Regions from separate parts of the Homo sapiens genome. Here region 2 is linked to region 1. The links are chromatin contacts, found by Hi-C or POLR2A ChIA-PET in ENCODE. All regions are on one chromosome and are shown on one strand. Each heading gives the region's core, a stretch centred on a gene start or an enhancer-like site at or near the end of the contact. The rest is flanking DNA. Distances are from core to core; before and after follow the strand shown. Region 1 holds the start of MYL12A (myosin light chain 12A). Region 2 overlaps DLGAP1 (DLG associated protein 1).

Region 1 (6,879 bases), core at 1-2,500:
GTTAACTTTGGAATACGTTAGTGGTTAATACACGGAACGTTCCCGAGATCCCTCAAGAAAGAAGCTACGAATACTTAGAAGATACTATTCCGCGGCGTTTACAGCAACACTGTCCGTTCCAGAAGGATTCAAGTGGCGGCCTGCTTTGAAGGCGAAGACCACAGGGCAACCCAAACTTCAGAAGGGTTCTGGCCACGGGAGCCACACTGGTCACTGTCCCCTAGTGCTGGGATGACGGCTCGAGTGTTAGAGGATCCCACTCTCTCCTCTGGTAGGTGAGGTCAGAGAGCTGAGGGGGCCAGAACAAGTCTTCCTTATCGGATTCTGGGCGGAAAAAGATAAAGTCGGGGAGGACTTTCTCTTTTTAATAAGATTCATCGTTACGAATTGTTCTAGGCAAGCAGACCTCAGGAGAAATAGGCCCAAGTTTTGATTCCTGTTTTCACCAAGTCGCAAGTCCTAATCGTAGCAAGAGGTGCGGGGAAGAGTCGCCTTCCTTCCTGCATAGTGGGATCCAAGTCAGGCTGTCCTTGTTAGCCAGGGTCAAAGGGGCTCTGCCAGGGAAAAACGACGGCAAATGTTTTTCAAGAGGAAGTCTCCAGCCACTTGTGACCTGGGAAATCCGTCTGGGCCAAAAAGATAGTGGAGGCTTGGCTGAGGGCCCCAGGGACACACGTTTCCTCCCGTATGGAGGGGGCGGGACTCTTAATAAAATTACACTGCACACAGAGCTAGCATCAAGATCCGCTCCCGGGATACGCGCACTGCTCCGGGGCCCTCAGGCGGAGACCCAGACCCCGCGCGGGGCGTCAAGCGCAGGCGCACTACCGCCCACAAGCTGGAGCCCGGCTTCGGGGCGGGGCGAGGGTCAGTCACGTGGGCCCGCAGCCCTCTCCTCGATTTCCCTACAAGGACTTGGGCCGACGGGCCCCGCCCTTCGCCGTGCCCTGGAATGTGCGGCCAGGCAAAGCCACAGGACGGACGCAACCATCTGCGGAAAGGATAGGGGGGAGGAAGACTTAACACTGCAACAACAGGTACAAAAAAGAAGGAAACTCAGTAACAGGACCCAGAGGACCATTATATATTGCTCTATATTCTAGGTCGCCCACTTTACACTTCCTTCTCATGCACTTGGTCAATACCACGCCCGCTGACCACACTGGCGACTTCCCTCTCTGTCGCCCCTCCGTGAAGTCAGACCCACTCTGCGGGCCAAGAAAGGTGACCGGGCTTCCTTCCGGCTTGCTAAGCAGAGGCCGGAAGCGGTGGTTTTTAGCGGCTCTCTGGGTAGCAGGGTGGTGTGATAGCGGCAGCGAGGGGCTCGGAGAGGTGCTCGGATTCTCGTAGCTGTGCCGGGTGAGTGGCGCTCGCGTTCGGGCGCGTGAGACCCATCCCGGGGACCCGTCTCCGCGGGGGCAGCTGGAGGGCGGCGGGGCTCCTGGCGCCGGTAGCGCACCTGGGCAGGTGTGCCAGCCAGGTCCCCGGTTCTGGGATCCGAGGCCATGGCTTGGAGTGGCCCAGACCCGAACTTCGCTCCTGTGCCCAAACTTGGAACTCTGGAAATGTGGCTTCGCTCACTGGCGCCTTGAGCTTGGGCGACTGCCGGGCCCGCGAAACCCGACCCCTGCAGAGCTGACTCCGGGACTATTTTAGTTTCTAACGTCAACTTGCCCGATTCAAGAGGGTTTGCGCAAAAACGTAGCCCGTTGTCCCCCTGCTGCAGCTGTTGTTGCAGCTGTGTGGCTGCGTTTAGTAGGAATAACCAACTCAAATTGGGAAGTTCTTCAGCTCAGTATCCGCTCCTGTAATTAGAACTTTTTTTCTTTAAGCGATGAAATTTTGGACAGAGAGATCTGGAGTTTAGTTTGTGACTCGAAGAAAAACTCCAAAATGTAATACCTTGTCCCATTTGGGGGGAAAGTTTGGGCTAATTCAATTCGCCATGGAAGTGTCTTCTTTTTAAAGTAGTTTAGTAGGTATATGAATGTATCTGTCAGTTCTTGAGAGACCTATGGATTTAGCAGAGATTTTAACTTAAGTGCAAAAAGTTTCATATTTAAAGGCGAATAAAGCGAATATTTCTTAAAATTATTGGTATTTGTTTCATGTTCTGGAAGGGCTCTAATAAACGGTAATCAGAAAAGCACTCTATTTTCAAAAGCGAGGCTTTACTGGCAAGTCAGCCCTCACAGCTAATTGTCTTTGTCCAGTGGTGAGAACTTTTGGGTGTGGCAGTCCAAGAGAACGAATCCTACCTTCAACCGGAAGTTTGCATAAGAAATGAAACTTGGTTTACTTGGAACGGAAGCACCAACTTGAAATACACTTTTTAAAAATTGTGGTTAGCACCAGAAAATAAGTTATACTTAGGCTTTTTTTTTTTAAGTGCATTGATTAAATGAGGCGGTATATTTGGTCAGGGTTTAGAAAGCCCACCAAATACTAGGTGCTATCACAGTACGCAGTGTTTTGTAAGATGGTGGTTTTTTCTTGCAGAATGTGTGATATTTCTCAGAATATTATCAATTTGAGTGTTCGTTTTGTAGAAGAAGTTTCTAGGTTATTTTACATTTATTGCCACTTTGTAAATAAATGCTGGACTCTAGGATTCTAACCACAGAACTCTAATGTATATATTGGTATGGATTAATCCCATTTTATAAATGAACATAGTTTCTAGAGATTCTGAAAACTTCTTGTGTCCTTTGGTGTGTGGGGAAAGCCACTTTGAGAATCTCTTCTATTTCTCCCACCTATTAATCTAGTCTAACATTTTCCTTAATCATGTTGTGTATCTCTCGTTACAGCCCACAATGATTCTGAGCTAAAACACAAAATAAAAACCAGATTCATTGCCACCAGCGCTCACCTCGCCTGACTTAAAAAAAAGGTTATGCTCCTTTAGATCTGTAAACTCAGTCTCCTAACTGCCCTTCATCCACTTTCTCATGCATCTGAAATCCTCATATTTTGTAGAAGCCTGTTCTGTAAGTCTCTCTACTTTCCAGTTTCGTACAACAGACACTCCTTGACACCAAGGATCTTTCACTTAATCCCTCAAAAATAAAGACTCGAGCTGGGTGCGGTGGCTCACGCCTGTAATTCCAGCACTTTGGGAGGCCGAGGCAGGTGGATCACGAAGTCAGGAGTTCAAGACCAGCCTGCACAAGGTGGTGAAACCCCGTCTCTACTAAAAATACAAAAATTAGCTGGGCATGGTGGTGGGTGCCTGTAATCCCAGCTACTCCAGAGGCTGAGGCAGAGAATTGCTTGAACCCTGGAGGTGGAGGTTGAGATCGCGCCACTGCACTCCACCCTGGGCGACAGAGCAAGACTCCGTCTCAAAAATAAATAAATAAAAATAAATAAGTAAATAAAGACTCGACTTTATGATTGAGGAGCTTCGTAATTTGGAAACCTCAGGTCCTTACCTGGCGATCTTTGCATCCTAAAGAATAATTACATTGACATGAAATCTTTTCAATTTATTTTACCCTAGCTTGCTTTTTGTAAAAAGCAATTTCAGGGGGGAGGGGGGAGGGATAGCATTAGGAGATATACCTAATGTTAAATGACGAGTTAATGGGTGCAGCACACCAACATGGCACATGTATACATATGTAACCTGCACGTTGTGCACATGTACCCTAAAACTTAAAGTATAATAATAAAGCAATTTCAACTTTTTTAGATTAAGGGGTATACCCTAGTTTTCTAAACTTCGATGAGAGTTGTGCATTTGCTGAAGGCTTATTACATGAAGAGTGACAGTCTAAATTGTTTGAAGGAAAGTAAAATGAACAACAAACTAGAATCAGCAAAGAGGACCCTGACAATATCAGAAATGATCTGCTCCTTGAGATCATAGCACTGTTCCTGATTTGACTCCCTCCACCATTATTTATTCTCCCCACACTTTTAGTTTGGTAGGGAAAAAACCCCACAGTTTCTGTATTTTGGAACAGTGACTGTGCAGCCAAACTCCCTATCGCTGAAAGGTTTCTGGTGGAAAATAACTCATAGATCAGAATCCAGCCTCCTTGAAAAAGTAAAGGCCTAGGTAGTAACTTCCTCAACATTACACTGCCAGTTTTTGATAGAATTAACTACCTTAATTTGTTAGAATTGAGACTAACAGCCGAATCTCTTCATTCTAACAATGCTTTGTAGCTTCTAAATGATCCCACACGGGGTTTTTCAAGGTCTTCCTCCTCCCCAATCCCTTAATTACTCAGAAACATCTTTTCTGAACTCACAGCATTTGATAATTATGTACCATGTTAGGAATTATTTTTCATTATTGTCACACGTTTTAAGTTTAGAGTCATACTTCTGGAATGAAAACTATGACTCATTTCATAAGTTGAACCAATCATCTCATTTCTTTATAGTTGCCTCCCCAACTATATTAAGCTCCTTGAAGATAGGACACATGCCTTACATTTCTTAACTCTTAGCTAGTATTCAACATAATTAATATGACGTTTGATACATATTAGTTTAATTAACTTCATAATAAAATTGATAAGATTAAGTATTGAATGTGCTGAAGAAGAGCTCTATATGAGGCCATTGTCAGTGCTGACCCAAAAAAAAAAAAAAGCTTTTTTACTTTAAAAATCTATTTTATAATACATTTACAATTCAAAAAAGTGCGTGATTAAAAGAATAGGAAATATATCAGAATTCAGAAAACATACTACTTTACAACCAAAACTAAGCATTTTGAAAATGTATCTAGAGGACCCTCGTAAATTTAGTTATATGAGATTTTATATAATAGATTAAAAAATCAGATGTGTCAGCCGTTTGACCTCATCAGTTTCTTTGTTCTTAAAATAGCTGACATTTCTGCATCATTAGGGAAAGACAATGTTGTCACACAAAACAGACTATTTTTAAAGATGTGCTTTGGCTTGCAAAGGCGTGACATGCCTAAAATATTAAAGCGATATGGACTGGTAAACGTGTCACTCATTGGGTTTCAACCTCTTGCTCCAAGTCCTTGCGTACATTTAAGAATTGGAGGAATAATATATTCTATATCTCTTTGTATTTTTTAAAGACAGCATTTATAACAGACGAGGAAAGTACATCCTCATGTAGTTTAGATGTGAATGGGATTTACTACCCCCAAAGGTGTTATAGAATGAAAATATGCATTTATGAATAGTTTTAAGTCATGAAAGGCAGCATCCTAAAAGTTGATTAAAGAATTCTAGGAAATTTGGGAACAGCATATATATCATAACTTCTGTGCTATGTAGGATATATCTTTTCAACAATATATTCCAGTTGCCATACGGTGCTGTATTGGATGGGCTGGAATTTGTGACTATCCTTTGTGGAATTTCCTATTAAAATCTGAAAACAGATTTAGCTTTAAAAAATTTGAGGCAGAGCTTTTCTAATCATTCCATAATTGTATTTAGTCTGGACGATATGGTTATAATCAAGGAAAGAATGTAAGAAATTACTTTTTAAACACATCGGAAACACATTCTTAGGGTCACTTTGGAGTGCTGAGATCTAGGTGGTAGTTCATTCTTTGCAGTCCACAGACTTATTTTTAGACCAATGGCATAGTGTTTTGCCAGATCATAGCTAAATGTTGTTTTCAGAACGTAAGCTTTAAAATTGTTATCCTGGTCAGAGTGAAATCAGTAGTGCCTATTTTAGACCTGCTTGGAAGAATATAACTCAATGCAGTGTCTTACTTTTGCTGCTGAGCGGTTTTGCAGACTACCATCTTCCCTGCAACTCTGAAGGATGGTATGGTAGAATTTTATTGTCTGATGACTGAGATTTTTAACTTGAAACAAATTTTTGTAGTTTTTAACAGATTGAGTATTGAAAATTGCCTTTTTATTTTAGGTATTATTAGACATTCTTTTTAATTTTAACTTAAATTTTACCGGGATAAATTTAGGTAAGAGAGCAAAGGTAGTTTCTACGTTTAAGATGTTTTCTAAAACTTTTAAAATTATTTTAAAAGCTTGTGCTCTGATTTCTGTTTAGAGATCTTAGATACTTCCAGTGATTTAGTGTGACTGTAATGCAAGAAACTGGTTTGGATAGAGTGCAATGTCTATAAAAACTATAGATGAATTCCCTTCAGTTTTTTTATACTTTACTATTAGCCTTTCAACAAATAGTTTTTTTGAACTACTTTTGCCTAGTGGTGAGGGTACAATAAAAAATGTTAGTTGAAAGTGAAAGCTTTAACAATATTTGTCAATAGAGATTAGGAGATGAAGACCTGTTCCATCAGTTAGTCATTCTTACTATTCTTCACCTTTCTGTCCACCGTACTATGGAATAGCCAGTTTAGGCTAAGGCTGCAAAGCAGGGACCTACTGAAGATGAATTAGTATCCCTCAGCACCCCTATACTGCTGAAGTATAGAACTTGGGAGTTTCCTAAGTACCTAATTTTTTTTGCTTCTTGGTTTTTTATTGTTATCAAATCAGCAGATTTGGTTATCAGCTGTTGTTAGTTATATAGCAGTACAGGACATATGTAATCTTGTTGAGATGTGTCTTCTAAAGACACATTTCTGAGTAGCTCAAACATATCAGGAAAGTTGGTTCTGTGTACTTTTGTTAATCATTGTTTTGATTCAAACTTAAGTAATCTTAGATGTTGATTTGGTTTTTATTGTATTTCCTTTCCTAATTAGGACTTAACCACCACCATGTCGAGCAAAAGAACAAAGACCAAGACCAAGAAGCGCCCTCAGCGTGCAACATCCAATGTGTTTGCTATGTTTGACCAGTCACAGATTCAGGAGTTCAAAGAGGCCTTCAACATGATTGATCAGAACAGAGATGGTTTCATCGACAAGGAAGATTTGCATGATATGCTTGCTTCATTGGG
Region 2 (6,879 bases), core at 1,415-3,914, 280 kb after region 1:
GAATTTTTAAAAAATTAGTTGGGTCTGATGGCACACATCTGTGGTCCCAGCTACTCAGGAGACTGAGGTGGGAGAACTGATTGAGCCTGGGCAGTTAAGTCTGCAGTAAGCTATCATCACACCACTGCACTCCAGCCTTGGTGACAAAGTGAGACCTTGTTTCAATTAAAAAAAAAAGAAAGAAAGAAATTGTGGTATATATATACCACATATATATAGTGAATATTATTCAGCCCTAAAAAAGAAGGAGCTCCTGCCATTTGCCACAACATAGATGGACTGGAGGACCTTATGCTAAGTAAAATTATCTTGTATTAGGGCGTCTTGTGGAATAAGTAGACTTTAGCTGCTCTTTCACAAAAAAAGTAACTATGTGAGATGACAGATATGTTAATTTGCTTCATAATAGTCACCAACTTACTTTCTATCTGTATTCAATAGCATATAAACCTCAAATATACACAAAATTTATTTCAAAAATATCGAGTCAGGTAGGCACAGTGGCTCTTGCCTATAATCCCAGCACTTTGAGTGGCTGAGGCAGGCAGATCGCTTGAACCTAGGAGTTCAAGACCAGACTGGGTAACATTGTGAGACCCTGTCTCAATAAATAAATAAATGAAAGTCATGTGGATTTGTCATTCTGAGTCTGTGTGATTTCATGGCATTGGGATTATCCATGTGGAGACATTCTCATTTACGAGTGTGTCCTTGCGGCAAAAATTTCCCCAACCTACTGCCCAGCAGCTGCTTCTCAGACACACTTGTGATCCGGAGCTGCCATCAACAAAACGTCTCCATAGAAAACGTGGATCTGTTTCATTCCTGACTGGCAGTTGCTGATCTGCATTGCACAACAGTGCTTTTTTTGTTTTGTTTTGTTTTTAGCTGAAACTTGGTGGCTAATGAATAAAGAATGGATTCTCTAGTAGAAGTTTTCCCATAGACTAACACCAGAGTTTCCACAGTGTTCTGGGGGAAAAAAAAAAAAATCAACAACATTATTTTGTTTTTAAAGAGCAAGTTTTTCAAAAACTCAGCTAATTTTAATTTTTTTTTCCCAGTTCCAACCCCTCCAGGAGCCTTACTCGTAGAAGATGGTCATTCTTTGGATCAATATCTTGACTTATATCAGCCACGAAATGGTAGCATCATATACATCATATAGATAAAGACAGTTTTGAGCCTTTGAAAGTTGGATGAAATGAAATTAGTTTCTATTTCCCTAGGTAATCTAAATGAAAAAAACTGTATATTTTATTTGAAGTCCATTGCATTTATTGCATTTATTTTTTAATTTATTTTCGACATGGAGTTTTGCTCTGTCACCCAGGCTGGAGTGCAGTGGCGTGATCTCGGCTCACTGCAACCTCCACCTCCTGGGTTCAAGCAGTTCTCCTTCCTCAGCCTCCCGAGTAGCTGGGATTACATGCATGCACCACCAAGCCCAGCTAATTTTTGTATTTTTAGTAGAGACGGAGTTTCAACCATGTTGGCCAGGCTGGTCTCCAACTCCTGACCTCGTGATCTGCCTGCCTCGGCCTCCCAAAGTGCTGGGATTATAGGCATGAGCCACTGCGCCCCACCAGTCCATTGCATTTATATTTCACAGAAACAGTTATTGGAGAAAATGATAGGAGGTCTTGCTCCGTGAGCCAGTCCCTCTCTTTGCCATCTCTGGAATGACAGAAACACCACTGGCCTAGGAACAGATCTGTTTCCAGGCCCAGTTCTGCCCCCAATTAACCACATCACTTCACCTCTTCATGCTTTCGTGCCCTCCTGAGCTGGGAGACACCACCCTCAAGAAGCACATCCACAAAAGGATGGTGTCTAATGGCCTTCTGGCACCAGCGCTGTGCAAAGCGGCATGAATGGAGCATTCTCAAGGTTAAACATATGGCACATTACAGCCGATTTCCTTTTCATTACTGCCACTTCCTCTGCGGTCACTAATTTCAGGTTGTCTGGAGCTTACAAAAAGAGACATGCAAGTATGTGTGTCTGTGTGTGTGGTGGAGTGGGAGGGACCTTTTGAGGGTTCATTGCAAGAGTTAGATGAGAATAAAACAGAAAGGAGCTAGGCTAGAATGCAGCCATTGCTCCCCACTTAGAAACACACACGGGCTGGAGGCAGATGAATTGCAGAACTCACAGATACAGCTTTGTCTGCCACCCACTGTTTCACAGGCCGCAGAGACACAGCAGAGGCAATCCCAGGCGGATAAACCCTGGGTGATGGCACCGATAGACCATCACAATGACTGTGCACAGTTTCCGTAACCAAACCTGAAACCAGGCAAACCCCATTTCAGGTGTCATTACCAGCCCCGCATTCGCTGCCAAGGGTCCCAAGCCTTCTAGGGGACTGAAGGCCAAGTTTCACTAGCTTGGATGCTATTACCAGGCAAAATTAAAGTGGAAGAATTAATCTGCCTCCGGCACATGCTCTAGGTTTATCAGTTTGTTTCAGATAAAGCCTGAAAATTCCACGTATTTGTTGTCTACAATTCAGAAGGCAAAGACAGATTTAGAAGTACAATCACCGGTATTTCATCTTAGGGCCATTGAAACCTGAGCCTATGTTCTTTCCCCACAGTGGTAGACTGCATTCCTAGTTGGAGGCATTCAGCTCCATCTGGTCGTTTCATCCCCGGTTAGATAATACCAGACGTATCTATGTAACATACAAGCCACTGTCAAATAGCACTGAGCCATCTCCCTGAGACAGCTGTTTCACACAAGGGCTTCATTGTCTGAGAAGAGCTCGTATCATTTTACTTCAAGTGCTGCGGGAACAAGCATTCTGTCAGCTGTCTTGGCTTGGAGGAAACCTCACTCACTGCAGTTTCATTATTTTATTATCAAGCCAAAAAAAAAAAGGTACTGTCGACGGTTGGGGTTGAAGGTTTAAAACAAGAACTAAAGTCTTTGCTCTGCTTTGCATTTATCAGGGAAAACAGTAACTCCAGGCACCCAAAGAATGTATAGTTACACTGTTCAAAAGATAGCTTGAGGCTCCTGGCTACTCCAAATGCTTGTTTTCGGTCTGCCTTTTGTTACCCACATTTAGTCAGTTTCAGGTGAACTAGGAAGGTGTTTTCCAGCCCTGTGAGGCCAAAAGCAGCTGTCACAATTAGCATAATGACATCACAAAATAATTAATAACTAAATAACTATTTAAAATTAGATAGACTCTTTCTTCTTCAACTCTCTAATAGAGAAAGATGATTACAACTACCCCACATGCAATATCTGAACCTCAAATTTCCAGTGAGTAAACAGGTTATTTTCCAAACTTTTTTTTTTTTTTTTTTTTTTGCCATGGATGCACTGTATTTTGAATTCAGGGAGTCAATTAACAAAATACATTCTTACATGAATATGAACATGAACATGGTTGTTCTGCTTATCTTTAGCTGCTGCTGCCTATTTCTGAGTTTTTGTTTTTTTAGTTTTTTTTGTTTTGTTTTGTGTTTGTTGTTTTTTGTTTGTTTGAGACAGAGTCTCCCTCTGTCTCCCAGGCTGGAGTGCAGTGGCACGATCACGGCTCACTGTAGCCTCGACCTCCTGGGCTCAAGCAATGCTCTCACCTCAGCCTCATGAGTAGCTGGGACCACAGGTGCATGCCACCAAGCCTGCCTAATTAAAAAAATATATATTTTTGTAGAGATAGGGTCTCTGTTGCCCAGGCCAATCTTGGACTCCTGGGCTCAAGCGATCCTCATGGCATGGCCTCCCAAAGTTCTGGGATTACAGGCAGGAGCCACCACGCCCAGTGGGGGTATTTTAAAATTGTGATAAAATAGACATAAGATTTGCCATTTTAACCACAGTGAAGTGTACCATTCGGAGGCATTATGTACATTCACCAAACATTTTAAAATATTTAAAAATTGGGATAATTCTGGTACCCCACAAAATAAATTGCGTGATTAGAATCTTCCGTTTTTTCCCTCTATCCTATTTATCTTTTCATGATGACTTCAAGACCAGATCTCCTGGGGGGATTTTGTTATGGCACCACGTTTGTCAGGCACCCTGAAGAGAGGCCCTCCTTCTGCAGGTCTGAAACATCCCTTGGCTTGGCCAAGGGATAGAGGTATCTGTACTTGACCCATTTATCGAAGCTATTTTTCTGGTGTGCACAGAATTAAAACAAACAAAAGCTGGTTGCTTAGAATTTGGCTATGCCTGCCAAGTGGGATTGGCCTCTCTTCCTTACCGCCCCTCTTACAAAAAAAGAAAAGGTTAAGTCAGAGAATTGGTGAAACAAAGGCCCTCTGCAACTCTAGGCCCAGTTATCAGAACAGAGTGGTGCTTGCCAAGGAGTCAGGGACAGATCTGCATGGCGGGCTTTAAGGAGGACAGTGCCAGGCAACGCAAAGTATCATTATCTTGTCAAATGTTATTCATGTGTATCTGTTCTATCAGACACTTCTGTTTTCTGTGACCTTGGACAAGATACTGCCAGAGAACTGTTGTGAGGGCAAATAAAACAGCACCTGTCAAAGTCTCTAGGCCATCGTCAGGGGTATTGTGAGGGCAAGATGAATATTCTTTCATGCACTGATATTTTCCCTTCTTCCTGGAGAGGGTTGCTACTGCTTTATGGTCCAATTCTCCCTGATCTGGATTGGCCGCATTTGAAATTGGTGACTCTGTCCTGGGCGCAGGGTTTGCCACGGCACTGACTAGAATTTTGGAATCCCAGTAGTTTGAAGCTCCTATTTCGTGTCTCTCAAAGTATGAAAAAATAGAGAAAGCCTTCAAGTGTTTGTGGAATGGAACTGTGTCTTAAGAATGAGACAGGACACACAAGGTTCATCTGGACTAGCCACCTGTCCCACACGGAAGTGCTTTCCATCACTTCTGTGGCAGGTGCCCATCTCTCTCTTCCACATCCTTGTCCTGATCAGAAGAGCTCATCATCTGTCACGGGAACACCTTTCCAGCTTTTGGCAACAAGAACTGTTAGTTACTTGCTATGGTCTGAATGTCTGTGCTCCTCTAAAACTCATATGTTGAAACCTAATTACCAATGTATAAATAGTAAGACAGGGGGCCTATAGGAGGTGAGTTGGTCACAGGGGCAGAGTCCTCATGAATAGGGTTACTACGCTTATCAAGGAGGCCCAGGAAGCTTGTCTGCTGCCTCCATCGTGAGGCTGCAGCAAGAAGGCGCCATCTTTGAAACAGAGAGCAGCCCTTGCCAGACACCAAACCTGCCAGTATCTTAATCTTGAACTTCCCAGCCTCCAGAACTGTGAGCAATAAATTTCTATTGTTTATAAATTACCCAGTCTAGGGTATTTTGTTATAGCAGCCTGAAAGGACTGAGGTATTACTTATTGAAGTTTTTTTTTAGCTAATTAGGAAGAAAGGTTTTGCTAAGTAAAATACTTTTATAAAACAGAATTTCCAGAATATTTCAAGGACTCAAATACATATTTACTGATCCCCTGTTATGCGTCAGAGGGTCTGGTGATATGAAGATGAGTAAGACAAGAATAATTTCTGTTTTCAGAAAGCTTACTTTTTAGTGGAAGAGAAAGATACATCGGTTATTATAAAATAATGTGGGAAGTACCTGAAGGACAAATACACAGGGCATTACAGGAGCACCAGGGCGATACCCAGTTCAGCTTGAACAACAAATTAGGCCTGGAACAACAGATGGTTGGGCAGTTCCCTCATGTTCATTATCTTGGGACTTTGCCAGCAGTGTACATTTCAAAATACAAATACGTTTCTCTTTCATCCTGAACATAGGCTGAGAAGCTGGTTTTCTGACAAGATTTTCAACCTTTCAAATATATGTTATTGTATTACAATACAACTGACTTGTTTTCCTAGCTCCTTTAGTTTTTCCTAAATCTTTATACAATGAGTATCCTCACACATCATTATAGAGTTGGGTTGAGAGAGGTAGATCAAGTCTCAGACTGAAAGGCCCATTAAAAGAAAACAACAGATAAGTAGTTTCCAAGAGTCCTGTTGAAAGCCAGCCAGGAGCTGGGTGGGTGGCTCATGCCTGTAATTCTGGCATTTTGGGAGGCAGAAGTGGGGGGATTGCTTGAGGCCAGGAGTTTGAGATCAGCCTGGGCAACACAGTGAGAATCTATCTCTATAAAATTTTTTAAAAATTAGCCAGGCATGGTGGTGCACACCTGTAGTGACAGCTCCTCATGAGGCTGAGGTGGGAGGATCACTTGGGCCCAGGACGTCCAGGCTACAGTGAGCTATGATCCCATCACTGCACTCCAGCCTGGGTCACAGGGCAAGACTCTGCCAAAAGAAAGAAAAGAAAACCAAAGAAAGGAGGGAAGAAAAAGAAAGAAAGAGAGAGAGAGAACACCAATCAGGAAGCTAGAAGGAGAACCAAATTTGAGAATTGAAATCTGAAAGTTTGTGCCATTGAGCAGTGGCACGGGATGTCATTGTTCCTTAGTTGCTGGCATTTTTCCTAGGAAAATCTGATAAACTGTGAGTATGTCCACAAGGAGAAAAGTGAATAAGATGATCCAACTAAGACTTTCTTACTGAAAACTACCCCTGCTCCCACTGCTGCTGAGACATACCTTGTTTACCTGTCACCAGGGCAAAGACCTAATTGTGCTTGGGGGTCAACACTCAGGTGAGTCTGCAGTGGCACTAACAGGGGCAAATGTCAAGGAGATTTACTTTTCCACTGCCAAGTTGTTTGCACTCATAATATGAAGAAGCAAAGGAAACCCATTTATGGGTTTTACAGAAACCCGTTAATGAATTTCCTAACTTGCCCATAAAGGCAAGCGATAAGCTAGTCAGTCATTTGACAGGGGTCAGGCAGGAGGAGCAGACTGGAGCTGTGAGTGAGAGAGTGGACACAGTGAAGAT

Evidence for each region. A loop is a pair of places that touch in the nucleus more often than their neighbours do. ChIA-PET counts read pairs that join two places held with the same protein, here RNA polymerase II (POLR2A). Pooled maps may share reads with other maps.
Region 2: a loop to region 1 is called in a map with no recorded cell type, with 7 times the contacts of the local background. The contact joins the enhancer-like site here to the promoter of MYL12A in region 1. A Hi-C loop is called at or near these places in 1 of 37 single-sample maps with no recorded cell type and 4 of 50 pooled maps. POLR2A ChIA-PET finds 5 or more read pairs at or near these places in 1 of 52 experiments (GM12878).

The regions. Positions count from the first base shown.
Region 1 is chr18:3,246,551-3,253,429 of GRCh38, forward strand. It overlaps MYL12A (myosin light chain 12A), which reads left to right and starts at 1,251. Exons shown (of 4, transcript NM_006471.4): 1 at 1,251-1,359; 2 at 6,683-6,878. The coding sequence starts at 6,698. It also overlaps a transcript of MYOM1 not described here. RefSeq lists enhancers at 958-1,187, 2,320-2,389 and a silencer at 1,478-1,557.
Region 2 is chr18:3,524,112-3,530,990 of GRCh38, forward strand. All of the region lies in intron 10 of DLGAP1 (DLG associated protein 1), which reads right to left. Among named protein-coding and RNA genes, the nearest start is that of GAPLINC, 61 kb to the left of the region's middle. RefSeq lists an enhancer at 2,052-2,796 and a silencer at 2,560-2,854. Within about 2 kb of position 2,665, at least 5 of the 41 ENCODE cell types and tissues checked have a DNase peak (open chromatin) inside an H3K27ac peak, as active enhancers do; they include GM12878, where a contact is called at or near this core.